2 separate regions of the Mus musculus genome follow, and region 2 is linked to region 1. A link is a loop called in an ENCODE intact Hi-C map of the cell type or tissue named here. Cell type or tissue: heart. All regions are shown on one strand. Links, peaks and the distances in the headings refer to the core of each region. The heading gives the core; the rest is flanking DNA.

The links. A loop is a pair of places that touch in the nucleus more often than their neighbours do. Peaks named below come from ENCODE experiments on the same cell type or tissue, not always from the same donor. Only the 100,000 strongest peaks of a DNase experiment are listed, where the experiment ranks them.
Region 2: it touches region 1 in a loop (5-fold over the local background); 5 of 42 quality-filtered maps call a loop at or near these places.

What each region holds. Positions count from the first base shown.
Region 1 is chr7:137,464,226-137,472,253 of GRCm38, forward strand. It overlaps Glrx3 (glutaredoxin 3), which reads left to right. Exons shown (of 11, transcript NM_023140.5): 10 at 190-282; 11 at 3,708-5,406. The coding sequence ends at 3,758. Among named protein-coding and RNA genes, the nearest start is that of Glrx3, 31 kb to the left of the region's middle. In heart, for the core only: a CTCF peak has its summit at 4,180; no DNase peak of the experiment used is centred there.
Region 2 is chr7:135,833,552-135,841,579 of GRCm38, forward strand. No RefSeq gene overlaps it. Among named protein-coding and RNA genes, the nearest start is that of 6330420H09Rik, 17 kb to the right of the region's middle. In heart, for the core only: a CTCF peak has its summit at 3,663 (motif pointing right); a DNase peak (open chromatin) is centred at 3,700; H3K27ac peaks cover 873 bases; H3K27me3 peaks cover 2,649 bases.

The DNA of each region.
Region 1 (8,028 bases), core at 1,173-6,172:
GCTGTCCTGGAACACACTTTGTAGACCAGGCTGGCCTCGAACTCAGAAATCCACCTGCCTCTGCCTCCCAAGTACTGGGATTAAAGGCGTGCGCCACCACGCCCGGCTAGGTTTTCTGTTTTATCCCATGTTTTAGCTTTGTTCACAGGGTCTGATGGGAAGGATTCAGGATTTCTGTTGTTCCTTTAGGTGCGTCAGGGATTAAAAACGTTCTCAAATTGGCCAACCTACCCTCAGCTGTATGTGAGAGGGGATCTTGTTGGAGGATTGGATATTGTCAAGGTAAGAGCTTTTCACTGCTGTTCTCAAGAATTGACATACTTGTTATGTTTAAGCATCCAGCTGGGGTGGTGTGGGGCTCCTCCTCTCCAGCCTGTCAGTGTAGGTGCGCGTCTCATGCTTCCTCCTGCTCAGCTGCCAGGCAGAGGGAAACGCTCTAGCTGAGTGTCCAGATGACCTCAGAGGACCTGCTGTGCTAACTACTGCACAGCTTCCTTCCCTGTTTTCTTGTCTGTCAGTCCATCTTTACCTGGTTCCCGAAACTTTAGGTTTTCTTGTATCTTCCGTATTTAGATCTTTTTATCTCCATCCTTTGGGGCCCAACTTCTTTTGTAAATGTGTATTTCTCCTGCTGGGAACATTTCTCTGCTCTAAAATTCTTACTGCATTTTTATTTTTTGTTAGTTGTAATTGTTTCTCTGGGTCATTTTCCTTTTCCCTTAACCACCCTTAACGTGCAGGCGTGAGGATGAAGACTAGGAGATCATGGTCTGTCTCGGCCTTCCCAGTTCTGAGATTACGGGTATGAGCCATCAAAGCCGGCCCTACATTATTACTTCAAATCCTTCCTGATGCTCTGTTTATTTTAGGAACTTGGTAAATGGTTATTAGACAGTTAAAAAACTTACTTCTTTTGTCTTTTAAATGGGCCTGGCATTTCCTTTTAGTTTTTCAAGACAGAATTTCTCTGTGTAGCCTTGGCTGTCCTGGAACTCCTTCTGTAGTCCAAACTGGCTTCTAACTCAGAGATTGCCTACCTCTGCCTCTTGAGTGGAGACATACCCCGCCAATACCTGGCAATGGACCTGACATTTTGAAATGTGCTACAAGGTGGTCTTATCTACTAGTAACTAACTGTGTTTATTAGCTGTGTTGGTTGCTGTAAACTGCAGCTTTCATGACCCTTCTCTACCCCACTGCTCTCCACCTTGCTCAGTGTGTTGAGGGTGTAACCAGCAGATGTTGGGGCAGCTCCTCCTCCAGGCAGGATAGTGCCCTCTGGCCTTCTGATTGTTTCTCTGAGTTTTAAGTGGAAAAAAAAAATGTAAAACATAGTTAACATTATACAATAAAAGCTTTAAAAACAGGCTTTCTTAATATGGACAAACTCTGGACCAGCTAACCATCAATGAACTCAGGTGTAAAGGCACAGGGCAGGCTTTATTTCCTGTCAAGTGCAAAGTTTGATGGCACTTTGACAACAAGGTATGGGCAAGAATAAGGTAGAGATGTAGTTTTCTTAGTAAATGGTCGCATTCATGGAGAAAAGAAAGCACTGCAGCTTTTAGGAGCCCTGAAGCAACAAGCTAAGTGCGCACTTGCTCCTTTCATATCTGGGTGCACACATATCATATGCAGGTAGACATTAAGTCACAAACTGTCTTTAGATCCGAGATGTTCTTGAGCTTGTTCTTGTCTGAACGATTCACGGGCCATGCCTGAGCCAGATAAAGGGTCTTAGGAGGCCAGGAAGTCGGTGACACCTTTTGGGAACTGTATGACTGTATGATTCCTGTTCAGAACACATGCTGCAAGTTGGTGCTGCTGCTCCTACATTGTGAACATTGTGTCACAGTTTGGGGGACTGTCACTTTGTGTTTTCTGCAGGGTGCAGCTTTTCATCTGTTCATTAGTACACATTCCATAGGGTAATTCTGATTGGCTTCTGTTAGAGCACTGGTACTTTTTGTTGACTTAGTAACTCAATGACTTGCTCAGTCTGAGACCCTAGAAAAGGCACCCCTGACAGGCTGCAGATGGGCTGAGGAGCCATTAGACTTGGGGCCCTTGGCTGAGGGTGTGTGAGCTAGAGAAGATGTGTGAGCTGCCTGCCCACAGAGGAGAGGGAAGCTCTCCAGGGGTCTCAGAGGGAAGAATTCTTCCTCCGTAGAGTTCACCCACTTCCCACCATAGCTTAGCTGTAAATCTGTGACGCAGCAGAGTGCTCGCTTGTGTAGGAAGACCGTGAAAGACCCGATGCTACTGAAGTCTACCTGATTGATGAGTTACGGCTGCCTGGGCCTAGTGCTTTTGTGGTCACTGATCTATCTACTGGTTTAGAACCCTTTTAACTTTGTCCTGACATTGTTTGCCAGCTCTTCCTCCCATTTGTGAGTTCTGTATTTGCAGATTCAACCACTGAAGATAAAAAAAATATGTTTATGTGTTTTAATTTATAGAAGCAAGACTTGGGAGTATGTACATGCCTTTAATCCCAACATTTGACACACAAAGGCAGGAAGATTTCCGTAAGTTGGCTGCTTAGTGAGTTCTAGGACACCCAGAGATTCCATATCAAAACAATGTTTTTTAGTCTGTAGTGACATGGAGTGAGAGGTCCCTGCAGGTGTTACGTCAGGAGGAGAAACAAACCCGGAGAGGGAGAATGAGACTTTCGTCAGCCTGGCTCAAACTTCGGGAATCTGACGCCAGGCAGTTTATGGCCAACATAGTTAATCCCAATATAAATTAGAAAAAAGTTTCCCAATACAATATAATTCCCAGTGCAAAAGAAACTCAACTCAAAGTCCATGAGGTTTCTTCCAGCTGGATAGGTTATAGACATAGCAACCTCTATTAGCTAAGGGCCTAAGGAAGGATCTTGCCTGGATGGTGAGGAGGCTCTTTGGGCCGTCAGCCACCTCTGGGCCTGGCTGTGGGAGCTTGGAGGAGCCTCTGACTTTACAGGTAGTGTAAGGGTCACTTAAGCTATTAGATGTCCTCAGTCTTAGATGTAGAAGCTTCATGAAGCTTGGTCTGAATCAGCAGATCCTGCAGATCACCTAAAGCCTCCTCTTCTCAGCTTCTGGATGTAAGAACAGGTTTACATATTTCCCTTTGAAATGATAGTCCTGTGTGCTTAGCATTCCCAGCTTCCTGGAGATCTGTGGATGCTCCTAACAATGTACCAGCGTTTTCCTTGTCATTATTTCCAAGCAACATTTACATTATAGTTTAGCATGGGAGTGGTGTGCACTGTGTCTTCTACATATTATCATCTGTAAGGAATGAGCCCGAAGTCAGTCTCCATGAATATAATAAAAAGGTGACTCTATTTAGTTTTAAAATAAATTCTAACCTACAATTTATGTTCAGTTTTACTTGTGCAGAGAGAGGAGGGCAAAGAGAGACTTGAATTAGGGCCTTGGCTGTTAGGCCAGTGTTCTACTCCTGCACCTTGTTTTCTATCTTATGGTGTAAGAATGCTGGCATGTTGAAAGCCTGTAGGTTTAATTGAGTGTGTGTCCTTTTGGTGTCAGGTACAGGTAAAAACCTCGTTGCTTAGGTGCTTTTTCCTTTGTGTGACCATATACTTTCTCTCATGCATGCTTTTTTTTCCTCCCTCCCTCCCTCCCTCCCTCCCTCCCTCCCTCCCTCCCTCCCTCTCTCTCTCTCTCTCTCTCTCTCTCTCTCTCTTTAATTTTTAGGAACTGAAAGACAACGGTGAATTGCTGCCTATACTGAAAGGAGAAAATTAGTGAACATAAGCATGGTGTCCAAGGACTGCAAGAAGTAACTAATTACCTTGGAACAGTTGATGATTTGGTCCTGAGAAGTGGACTAACAGTAGAGATACAACACACTCAGCCATGCTCGATGCGCTTCAAAAGGTGTGCTGAAGAAACATGCTACGTTCTCTACGAAGCAGAGAAGGCAATAAACTCTTCAGACTCAGCTAAAAATGATTGCGTGTAGAATGTCTCTGTAGTGATGCTTGTGTGTAGCATGTCTGTGTAAACTTATAATCGCTGTCACTAATTCCTTTAAATCCCTTTCTTAACACATGGACCTCCTGTAGCACTTAGGGAAGGCCTCTTACAAGCAGTGTGCTTTAGTGCTCAGCTAACTCCTGTACCAGTCCAATAGCTCCCCTCACTGGCCAGAGGACGCCTCACAGCCTGGAAAATGCAACCCAAAAGTTTATCCTGCAGAAAGCCAGATGTTGTACCAATATCCAGAAGAGGGAGCAGTAGCGACCAAAGGGGAAGCACCCTTCAGTCTTCATTGCAATGAATATACTAATTTTGCCTTCCAATAGGCAGAGAATATTCTAAAAGTCATGGAAAATTTAAATGTAGTTTTTCCACCCTGACTTGTTCCAGTAAGCTTTGCTGCACAAGCCTTTCTTAGGATTTCTGACTTCACAGCTGTGGGATCTGGGTATTGGCTGCCTGTGGGATGTTCTTAAATGATCATGGCCTGCTGATCTGGGCTGTGAGGCATTGCGCAGTGAAAAGGAAAGCAGTGTTTGCCGGTAAGTGGGATGAAAGCGGCCAAGGTCGGAGTGTGAATCCAGCCTCTGTAGAACTCGGGGACTGCTGCTGCCTTGTAGCCTGGGTCCTGTTGCTTAAGGTGGAGGGATCGAAACAGCACAAGCTTAGAGGTGGTTGGGGCCTGGCTTCCTAGGGTTAGGATGCCTATGAGGGCCTTTAGGGAAAACAAGACTCTTCATTTCCACTGAGAGAAAACCATTGAGTAGGTAAAACTTTTACATTCGTGTAGATGTAAATATCTCTTGAGTTCTTATCAAGGCTTCCTGTGTGCCTCATGGAGGTCTGACCATATTCGTTACTTCCCTGTTGCTGAGCTAAAACACTGGGACCAAGGCAGTTTCTAGAAGAAAGTTACTTATTTGGTCTGGGAGATAAACATAGTAAGCCATAGGAACAAGAGAGAGCACGAGAGAGAGAGAAAGAGAGAGAGAGAGAGAGAGAGAGAGAGAGAGAGAGGGAGGAGGGGGAGGGAAGGAGGAAGGGAGTGGAGAGGGAGGGGGAGGGGGGGAAGAAAAGCATGCATGAGAGAAAGTATATGGTCAATGGCTTAAATGGTGCAAGTTAAAACTCCAGTGACATCCTCAAACAAGGCCACCTAAACCTCCCAAGCAGCATCCTCAGCAGGAGGAAGTCTTCAGAACCCGGAGACTATGGGGGGCATTTTTTATTCAGACCATCTGTAGGAAGACTGGCTTTCTTTGGTCTCGCAAACGGAAATTATTTGTACAAGGCCTTTGCCATTTTTATTTTTATTTTTTGTCTGCCAGTGCCTCCTGTCCTATTCCATTATCCTCACCCCTTATGCTTTGTGTTCCAGTTTCTTTTCTGTTGTGAGAGAACACCCTGACAGAAATAACTTCAGTAGGGAAGCCAAGGCAGGAACCAGAAGCAGCAAGGACAGGGTGAAAATGAATGCATTGAAGTCCATAGCTTCTAGAGTCGGCTCTGTTGCCTGCATTGAAGTCCACGCAGGTTCTAGAGTGGCTCTGTTGCCTGCATTGAAGTCCACGCAGGTTCTAGAGTGGCTCTGTTGCCTGCATTGAAGTCCACGCAGGTTCTAGAGTGGCTCTGTTGCCTGCATTGAAGTCCACGCAGGTTCTAGAGTGGCTCTGTTGCCTGCATTGAAGTCCATGCAGGTTCTAGAGTGGCTCTGTTGCCTGCATTGAAGTCCACGCAGGTTCTAGAGTGGCTCTGTTGCCTGCATTGAAGTCCCGCAGGTTCTAGAGTGGCTCTGTTGCCTGCATTGAAGTCCCGCAGGTTCTAGAGTGGCTTTGTTGCCTGCATCTGCCACACCTATTCATTTCCTGAGGGAAGGCAGCAGGGTGTGGATGTTTATTGGGTGTCTGTTGGGGAGACTCCCAAGTGTGCTGTGTGGAGTTCAGCAAGTTTGGATATGTCTGAATACACGAAGGCCCCAAATGGGACACCAGTGCCACCTCTTCCAAGGCCAAGGGGACATTCCAGAAGAGGGAGTGGAAGCACCATGAAGTCAGAGATAATGCAGTCAGGAGGGTGGGAGGCAGGGCATGGATGGGAAGAAGGGTGAGAGGAGGAGGGAATGAGGGCAACATTGTCAGAAGTTAAAACTCATCCCCAGAACAGTGTAACATGCTCAAAGCGAATGGTTCGTGGGGCGGTGCACATACAGCACCTGTCCTGACAATTGAAGCTGAGGCTCAAAGCTTAAGATTTTCTGGGCTTGGTGACACATTTGTAACCTGGAAGGATCAGGAGGTAGATGGAGGCAAGTCAGCCTGACATGAGACTGTCTCAAAAGGTAAAAAGCAAAGGCCGGGGAGATGGCACAGGACGTCAGAGCGCATACTGCTTTCCGAGAACCCATGTCTGGTGTCTCAGAACTGCGTCTGTCATATGAGGGCAGTTGTGTGTATAATTATACATAAACAAGTGTACATACCTGCAATCAAGACGGCCATATGCACAAAATTGAAAATGAAAAATTGTAGGAGTAAAGAAAGCCAAAAATGGGGCCAGGCGGTAGTAGTGCACACCTTTAATCCCAGCACTTGGGAGGCAGAAGCAGGCAGATTTCTGAGTTGGAGGCCAGCCTGATCTACAGAGTTCCAGGACAGCCAGGGCTACACAGAAACCCTGTCTCGAAAAAGAAGAAAAGAAAAAAGGGAAAAAAAAAAAGCCAAAAATGCTTAATATTTCAACATGGAAGAAGATTTCATTTCTGATTAAATTTTGAAATCATTTTTCTTAAAAATGGAAAACTGGGATGCTTGCAAATTCAAGCATCTCTGAATAAAAATGACTTAGTTCCTTGCAAGCACATTCCCCCTTTTACTGCACATGTCTGGTGTTACAGGAGCAAGCAGCCCCAGCTGAGAGGATGCTCTAGCTAAGTCTTCATAGCTGCACTGCACAGCTGTTCAGATTTGAAGGGCTCCTGGTAAGCTGCTTTTAGGGTCTTTAATGGGCCGGACATAGACCCTTGTCCCAAACCTGCAGGAGGAATATTGGTGTGCATAAGGTCCCCTGCAGTGGTCCATGCTTTTAGATTTATTTATTGTATGTGCATGTGTGTTTTGTCTGCATGTGTATCTGGGTGAGTACTATGTGTGTGCTTGGTGCCTGTGGAGGTCAGAAGAGGGTGTCAGATTCCCTGGAACTGGATGTAGGGATGCTTGCAAGCATCATATGAATGCTGGGAACCAAGCCCATGGCTTCAGCAAGAACAAGTTTTCTTCACCACGGAGCCATCTTTTCAGCACTCTGTTATGTTCTAGTGGGGGCAGCATAGCCTTACTGCCTCTGCCTTCTATGTGTGCCATCGGGTCTAGCAGCAGCTGCCATTCAAGCCAGGCCCATGTCCAGCCCTGGGCTATGCCTGAAGCACTGTGCATTCTATAGGAGAGCTGTGCCATCTAGCGGGAAAGGGAAAACTTCTGGTTTCTGAATGGGGTGTGTGTGTGTGTGTGTGTGTGTGTGTTTACCTGTGTCAGGAGTAGGATGGCTTTTTAAAAGCTCCATGACCTGGCATATTCTGACTCTGAATGTGCTTTTCTGTGCTGCCCCACTCTCATCGAAATGGCTACCAGTGACTAATTGTTAAACACACCTAATAGTTCTTTATAAAGTCACACTGATTTCGAAGAAGTTGCAGTTTTCCCACATGGACACTAGATGGGGAGCTTGCCTGAATTATGATCATGACCCGGGTGTGGGTGATGTTCATCTGGGGAGAAGAGAGGGTTGGTTGGTAATTTGGGGCGTTAAATTAGTTTTTATGCTACCAGGCCAAGTTTTTTTTTTTTTTCTTTCCCCAAAAGCAATGGCCATAGCATGCTGAAAAAGCTAGAAGAAAATTGGAAGCCTTCAGAAGCCTACCGTCTACCCCACCCACATATTAAAACATTCTTTTTCTGTTTTATCAAGAAGTGTCTCCCTCTGTAGCTGCCAAGTCGTGTCAGAAGGGTCGTATCCACAAATCATGAACACAAGGTGTACA
Region 2 (8,028 bases), core at 1,424-6,423, 1.6 Mb before region 1:
AGGCTGGGAAGAAGGAAGGCTGCAAGGGGAAGCTGACGCCAGGGGTCCACCATGTGGGGGCAGCAGCTCTGAAGATTCCCAAGGAGGAGGCTCTTGGCAACTGAGGTGCCAGCACAGGCGGTGTGCCTGCTCACAAGCATGCCGCACATCTTACAGTATAATGAAGGAAAAAAAAAATCCCATTTTAATATCAGTCCGAAGTTTCCCTGTACACCCTTTCATATTTAAATTTATCTCCAGAAAATTATCCAACACAGTTAAGACGCGGGTGAAAGAAACTGATAAAAGCGCAGAAATCACAGCCGGGGTGGAACAACCCTTAGAAACATCACAGTATGTGGGTGATTTTCTGAGCGGATGAAACGGGGCTTACAGTTTATGCTGGGAGTGTTTGAGCTAAATTAAGTCATGAGGGGAGATAACACAATGCACAATCATTTTAAGGTAATTGAATCATGAAAACTAAAAATTTGGAAGAAAACAGATATTTTACTTAATAGAAACCATCTGTACCGTACAGTAGGCAAATTGTGTAAAAATGAATAAAAGTGTCTCTGGAGGAGAGTGGCTCGGGCGCCGGAGTCTGTAATGAAGATGTATATGGGCCTTTTAGCGCTCGCATTGTCTATTAGAGGAGGTAAATCGCAGCAGCGGATAAGGGAAACAGTTACAAATTTTATTACCATCATCTGACTGATGACAAATGTCGCAATAGAAATAACACATAGGAGATGGGTCTGTTCCCCAGCCCTAGCACCTTCCGCTTCGTACCCATCATCACCAGAAATCTTTATTGAGCAAGGGTCACCAAGACCCCTTTGTCTAGTTACTATTGGTTTAGTGGCTGCTACCCACGAGGACTATCTTTTAACGTGTTTAGGCTCTGAGTGTGCCGTTTGATTTGATTTGACTCCACTGGGGAGGCAGCTAATTTAAACATTTCTGGAGTGGCTTTTGTGCCCGACTTTTGGCTGCAGGGACGCGGGCGGTTGATCTCCAAAGTGTTTCTTTGCTCGAGTTGACCCGCATCAAAATGCATTTATTTGACAGGATACTTTTGTTCTGGAAGCTGGCCTGACTCACTCAGTCTCCGTAGCTGAAGGTCGAGTGGCCACATTTTTTTTCAAAACAGGCACTTACTTGTTCCTAATCTGCAAATTAACGAAATAGTCACAACTGCTAATGATTCAGGATCAGGCCTGAAATACAGAGGGCTTGAGTAATAATCAGCTTTTTAAATTAAGTTGGTGACAACCACTATTAGCGGCTGTGATTTAATAATCCCAATAAATGTGCACATTTTTTAAAAAAGGGGGCTCTTTGTAATTTTTGTCCCAGCATTTGCAACTGAATCTTTTAATGAAGGGAACACAACAGTTTTATGTTATAGACGATGCCATAATTGGGAAATCAAAGCTCCTTCAGACACCTAGAGCCCGAAGCAGGAACCGAACACCGAAGGATGCCCGAAGCAGGAACCGGTGAAATCAAGTTTCTAGTTGTGTGTGTTCCGATGATAACTCAGACCAGGAAGAGAATCTGATTCCTTTTGGATCTTATGCATTTTGGGGCAATAAGAAACAGATCCCATTAGCAAATATGTAAAGGCCTCCCTTAAGAGTTAGACTCGGGCAAATTTAGAACAAATGAGATGTAATTTTTCTATCTTACAGGCTTGCCTGTTTTACCTAATATTATCATAATGAATTGGCTTCAGCAACTGAAGGTGGGGAAAGAGAGGCGTGCCTGGTAAGGAGGGGGCGAGTGCAGCAGAGGCCTGATCTCCCCTGCTGCCCTGACCTTGTGCCCTTTCCTGACCTCAGTCTGAACGCCTGGGGAAGTCACCTCATCCCCACAGAGCAACCCTGCCTAGCAAAGACAAGCTGTGAGGAGAGAGAACCATGTGGACCCCCACCATAGACCATGGCTCATGGCACCTTTGCCCCCTCTTCCTGCCTCTGTCTCCCCATTGCCAGCAGCACTTCTTTTAGTGGTCAATTGAAATTTTATGGCTACGTTATTTAAAAAACACCATAGAAGAGCTGAATGAGGGAAGGATGATGGAAAGGCTGCTTGTCTTTTACCATAATTACTCTTGATAGCAATTTGAACTAATTTGCATTAAAACACCCATTTAGCCAAGCTGCTGAAGATGGGGACTTAGTGTGTGTAGTTTGTAAGACCTCAAGACGCCTCCCGATCTGTGTTGAGTTTAAACTACAGAGCCCTGCAAGACACTGCTCCATACCTTTTTCTGCCAGGCCAAAGCTTGCCCTCAGTAACCCTAGTGGCATGCTGGGTTGCATGGCAAAGGGCACACCTTCCTCATAGCTGCACTGTGCAAGCCTGGAGAGTCAGAGACAGAGAGGGTGGCTTAAAGACCCAGGTTCCTTCCCTTCTTGGGGTGATCTTCATGTCCCTTCTCTTCACTCCCCTGAGGCTGTTTATCTTCAAAGCACAAAAGATACCAACAAAACACTTGCAGCTTTGCCCTCTCTAGATCTTCTATTCATATGTGTGTGTGTAAGTGTGTACTTCTCTTACACAGTGATGGGCTTTGAGGTGTGACACTGCCACACAACTCCTTGGCTAGTAGCTATGCCCTGTCACTTAGGCCAGGCTGTGCGAGTTGGGAAGGGCTGGCTCTGTGTTTATGAAGATGGTACAGCTGTCTCCCTGTCTGTCTGTGTTTTCTGTGTGTATGTCTGCATTTGGTTTCTCAATGCTGCCCCTGGATTTTATTTCAGAAAGAGAAAACAGAAGAAGATTTAAGCCTGATGAAGTACTGAGGACCATTTGGACCCTCTGCTGTCTTCTTTACTTTGTTCTTTGCTGCAAATATCTTCTGTTTCTGCCCCCACCCCCACCCCCGCCATATTTGAAGATGTTTGAATCTAAAAATCAAGAGGAAATGAGTTAAAACTCAAAGCAGGCATTTCTGCGAGTCTGGCAGTGAAGTCAGGGGGAAGGATATCCAGTGGGTGGAAGACCTAACTTTGAATTCTGTAAACACTGCCCCCACCCTAGTCTCTCCCTATGAAGAACCTGATACCCATGGGGACAGTACACTTAGGGACAGTGGCTTTTTCCTTTATTTGTGTCAGTTTCCCAAATGTGCACATCCTCTGAATCCATAGAACATGCACACGTGCTCCTGAACAGACAGAATAATTTCTGAAATTAGATGCTACAGCTGCAATTAGCCAAAGGCAAGTACAGTAGCTCCCCCCTCTCTTCTTGTCTTCTACAGTCCTTCCCATCTCTCTTCCCTCGCCCCCTTCTTCTCCTCTCACGCCTTTGCCCTTTCGCCTTTTTTACATCTCTCTCTTCCTTTCTCATAAATAAGTACCTTTTGGATTTTTAGGCCCTGCCTCTCACAGTCCCCTCCTGCCCACCTACCTGCAGGCTGCACAGAACACAGCATCAAAGGGTCAGGACCACCAACAAGGTGTCACGGAGAAGGTGACTCAGGATGCAGGGCAGGTGCCAGACTGCTCAAATAAGCATCACCCCCCCAACAGGTTCTCGGGACTGAGACCCTTCTGGTAGCTGGGGATCCTACAGAGGTCAAGAAGCCCCGGGTTAGAGGAAGAAAAGGGGAGAAAGGCAGCGGGCAGATAGCTCCTGCTGCATCCCACTGGGAACCGGGTGCGTTGACAACTCTCAAGCACAAGATGGCACCCTTAAGCTTTCAAAGGAGTCAGGCTCCTCAGGAAACATGACACTACCCTGGCCAGCTGCCTCCTTCTAGGGAGACTGGAGAGGTCCCTTTCCAGTACCCACCAGGCCAGGGGTCTGCTTCACTCTTCTTAAGGCTATGCAGCTGCACAGAGGCCCACCAAGCAGAACCCCTCCTGCCAACCCAGGTAGTTTCTCGTGTGGGCTTTGCAAGTCTGTTATGGCTGGACTCCCAGGCTTTGTTTCCCAAGTTGGAATAAAGGAACTGCACCGGGAAGGGGGCTTTGAGAAACAGAATACCATGCTGGCAGAGGCCCCTGTTGTCCAGGACATGCCACCAGGCTGATGGATGGCTCTATCATTATTTACCAAATTGTGGCCCAGAGCCACACTGGCAAAGGCTTATCAAGGTGGGGGTCTCTGGGCATGTAGAAAGTCCCCTGGGTCTTCTCCCACCGGGCTGACACCCTGAGCACACAAGAGCTCTTCTGTGGGAGAGAAGCTGTTTTTCTGGATCCCATGTTTCCCTTGACTGTGATTAGCTACCTGTCTGCCTGTGAGTCCCAGAGGACAGGGACCTGCCAGGGCCAGATGCCCATCATTGATGGGCAAGCGCTGGCTTACTGCACAGGCAAGGGAGTCAGATTGGCCCTGGAGATCAGCTCTGGGACTTGGGAAGTGGAAAGAAAGGGTTGAAAGTGTTCTGTAGGAGCCAGGCCAGGAAGTGTGGTGGGAGTAGATGTGAACGTGTGCTGTGAAGATGAAGTGGCTTGGGCAGGTGCTCATGCCGGCCAACTGAAGACAGTAACAGACCCAATGCTGCCTCTGTGAGAGGACCGCAGGGATGGACTTATGCCTCCCATGGAGGGGAGCACTCTCACAGAACACTAGAACCCATAGGTCACAGCAGGGTTGAAGCCTTTTTGTTTGTTTCTCTGTGCACACACAGATATGAGCATGTTAACCCATGTGTGTATATATTGTGTGTATATATATATCCGAAAAGCATCACCAGCAGCTCTCTATCGGGGAACAATGTGGATTTAGAACTCCATAGAGCTGGGTTCTCATTTGGTTGTACCACTTCTATGCAGGTGACTCTTAATGGTCACTTGGCCTCTGTGACCTTATTGGTCAATGGGATGAAAGTGGCCCCTCCATTTACAGTAGACCAGAAAGCTGTTAGGTGGGACTTTGCAATTGCTGGGTATCCCTGTGAACCTTGTTGTTTTCCAGCTCATACCTCCTGGTCACCTTGTCACCCTGATATGGAATCCCATCTCCAGTCTCCTCCCATCAGCAGCTGTTTTAGAGAATATCGGTATGCATTGCTGGACTCCAAACCCACGTGGGCCACCTTATATGCTCTGTCCATGAGTGCAGGAGTCGGAGATGTGATGGAGGGCAGGATTGCTGCTCTTTCTTCTGTGCCTGTGGGGAACCCCGACTCACTTTCCAGCCCTTGCTTTACCTTTTCCATTTCTTGTGTGCTGCATACCTGTGTGGGCAGGTTTTTCGTGTGTGGGGGCATACCTGTGTAGCTGCACACATATGCACATATATGTGGAAGTAAGGCTGGTGTTGGGAGCCATCCTCTATTGATCTTCTACCTTAATCACTGAAGCAGGGTCTCTCAAACCTAGAGCCCGTTAAGATGGCTCGTTTTAGCCAGCTTAGTCTGGGGAATCTACGGTCCCTACCTTTTGAGGCAAGAATTACAGGAGGCACACCACACTCATCCAGCATTTACGTGTGTCTGGACACCCAAATGTTGGTCCTTACACTTGCCGAGCAAGTGCTTAGTCACAGAGTCCTCCCTCCTGCATCAGTTGTTCTTGAAGTAAGGTTCACCTACATATGGCTTCTGACTTGAGCAATTGTCACTTAGTCAAAGACTTGCTTGAGGGTCTAGATACATCTATAGAAGAATGCTCTGTCAGAGGGTGAACCCATGAGAACCCAAGGGCATGGCTAATAATCCAGTAGTAATTGGCCTGGACAGTAACACGGAAGCTGCTGAAGGTGTTGACCATCCCCTCCACATACACCCTCCTGGGTACTCAGGGTAAGAACAAAGCTTGTCTTTAGGTTGGGAATAAAATCCAAGGAATTAAAAATCTGTGCATATTAACCCAAAGAAAATACACTTACCTTCCAATATACGATGATGGGATTCGAACAAAAACCTTTTCTTCCCGGGCAAAGAATGTTATGCTCAGTGAGTGGTTGGCTGGGTGGACCTTGGCAGTCTTTTCTGTTCTGAATATAAAGGGCACCATGTGCTGGGAAGCAACCTAGGTCTCTCTGCCATTGCTCATTGGTCACCTTTTACAGAGGGCTGTAGTATAGAGCAGTGGTTCTCAACTTTCCTAATGCTGTGGTCCTTCATGTTGTGGTGACTCTCCAGCCATAAAATCATCTCGGTGTTCTTTCATAAGTGTAATGTTGCTACTGTTATGAAGTGTAATTAAATATGAGATATGTAGGATATCTGATATGCAACCCTGGTGAAAGGGTCCTTCGACCTCCAAAGGGGTCGCAACCCATATTTTGGGCGGGAGGTATGGGGGACTTTTGGGATAGCTTTCTAAATGTAATTGAGGAAAATACATAATAATAAAAAATTTTTTAAAAAAGAGAAAACTGTTGGTCTAGACCCACATGTACGTGTCCTATTCTTTATGAGCTCAAGGACAGCAGGAAATAGTGGAGCTGTGGGGAGATGGTGACACCAGCACCTGCCTCCCTGCTCTATCCACACAATCTTGGTACAGCCCTGATGAGTGTGACCAGCCACCCTTGCCTCAGAGCTCTGAGCTACATCCCTACCAGCTTTCTGTGGTGACAAGCTTCATGTCCCCAGCCTGGGTTACCATAGTAAAGACAACTCTCAGGAGACACAGGTCTTGTCCTGCTTCCCAGTGCATGAGCAAAGTTGTGCCTGGAGCTTCCATTCTCTAACTTGGCAAGAAGCTCTATGATTCAAGCGACTAGGGCAGTGCGAGCCTTAATACTTAAACTTCTCTCATGAATCTCTCTCTGTAAAGAGCACTTATGGATGCGTGGCAGCTTCAAGGTCTGGATTATGCTGATGGTGCCTCTGTCCTTGGAGAGTTTTGTAAAGACATAGTCACCGATGTAAGAAAGGTTGGGGACATCATTGAGGAGGTTCTGATTCCCATTCTCCGCTAAGAAACTCTTTGACAGAAATATCTTGTCAGTTTACATAGATGGGGTGGGGGAGATCATTCACTGTGGACATACTAAGGGTTCCAGCATGGCATCTGCGCTCAGGGAATTCGAACAGTTTTTAGAAGACAGCGCATTTCAGGGTTGTCTGTGGGAATCACTATTTGGTTGGTAAGGAGATCAGAGAGACAGTGGTAGGAGCTGCTGAGATGTTGGTTGGAGATTAGAGGCTGTCTTAAGATGTCAGTGTTAGGACAGATGGGGAACTAAGGGAAAGAGTGGAGTGGAGGTGACATTAACAGATGGAGGCAAAAATGACAAGGTAGGTGTGAGCCTGTCCTTATAAGGTTAGAGATGTCTCTCCCAGAAGCTGTCATCAGGGTATAACTTTACCTAAGGAACATTCTCTCTGCAATGCAGATTTTCTGTCTGCCCATCATCTCTGGCCAGCTACTTCCTGCTGCCTGAGATGACTCTCTGTCACTTTCCTCAGGTAAGTGGCCACTCTTGGATTTGAGTGTGTAGCAACTGGATGCCTGGAGGCCACAGATGCAATTCCCATTTATAGCACATGCACTCCTGTGTGCAAGAAGCATGGCCCATGCCTTCTCCCTGGCATTCTGAGAAGGAGAGATGCTGGGATGTGAGATGCCCAGGTTGTGCAACTGTGAAGCTGTCCTCTGTGCTTTCCTCCTAGCCATGAGACATGGGCAGGGACAGCAGAAGCACCCATCCTTGTGTGGCTTGGAGAACTGAAGTTGTCTTACTATGCCTGCAGGAGGAAGCATTTGCTCTGGACTTGCAGAAGCCAATGAAGTGTATAGGAGGATCTGACAAAAGCAGACATTAGATGCACACTTCACATTCATGTGTCATTCATTCATTCATTCATTCACTCACTCACTCACTCACCCACTCACTCACTGCTTTCTTCTGTGGATGTGTTTCCTTGCCCATCCTACATTAACTATGCACTCTCCAGCTAGCAGTAGGGAAAGGCATGGCTCCAAGTTCTGGCTCTTACCATCAACTAGGAAAAAAGTGGTAAATGAACTCAGTTAAATACCAGGCAGCGAGTAATATGTTGATAAGCTCTGTGGCTCCATCTTCCTTCCTAAGAAGAATTTCAATTCTTTTAGTAGTCCTTCAAGCTATTGTTAT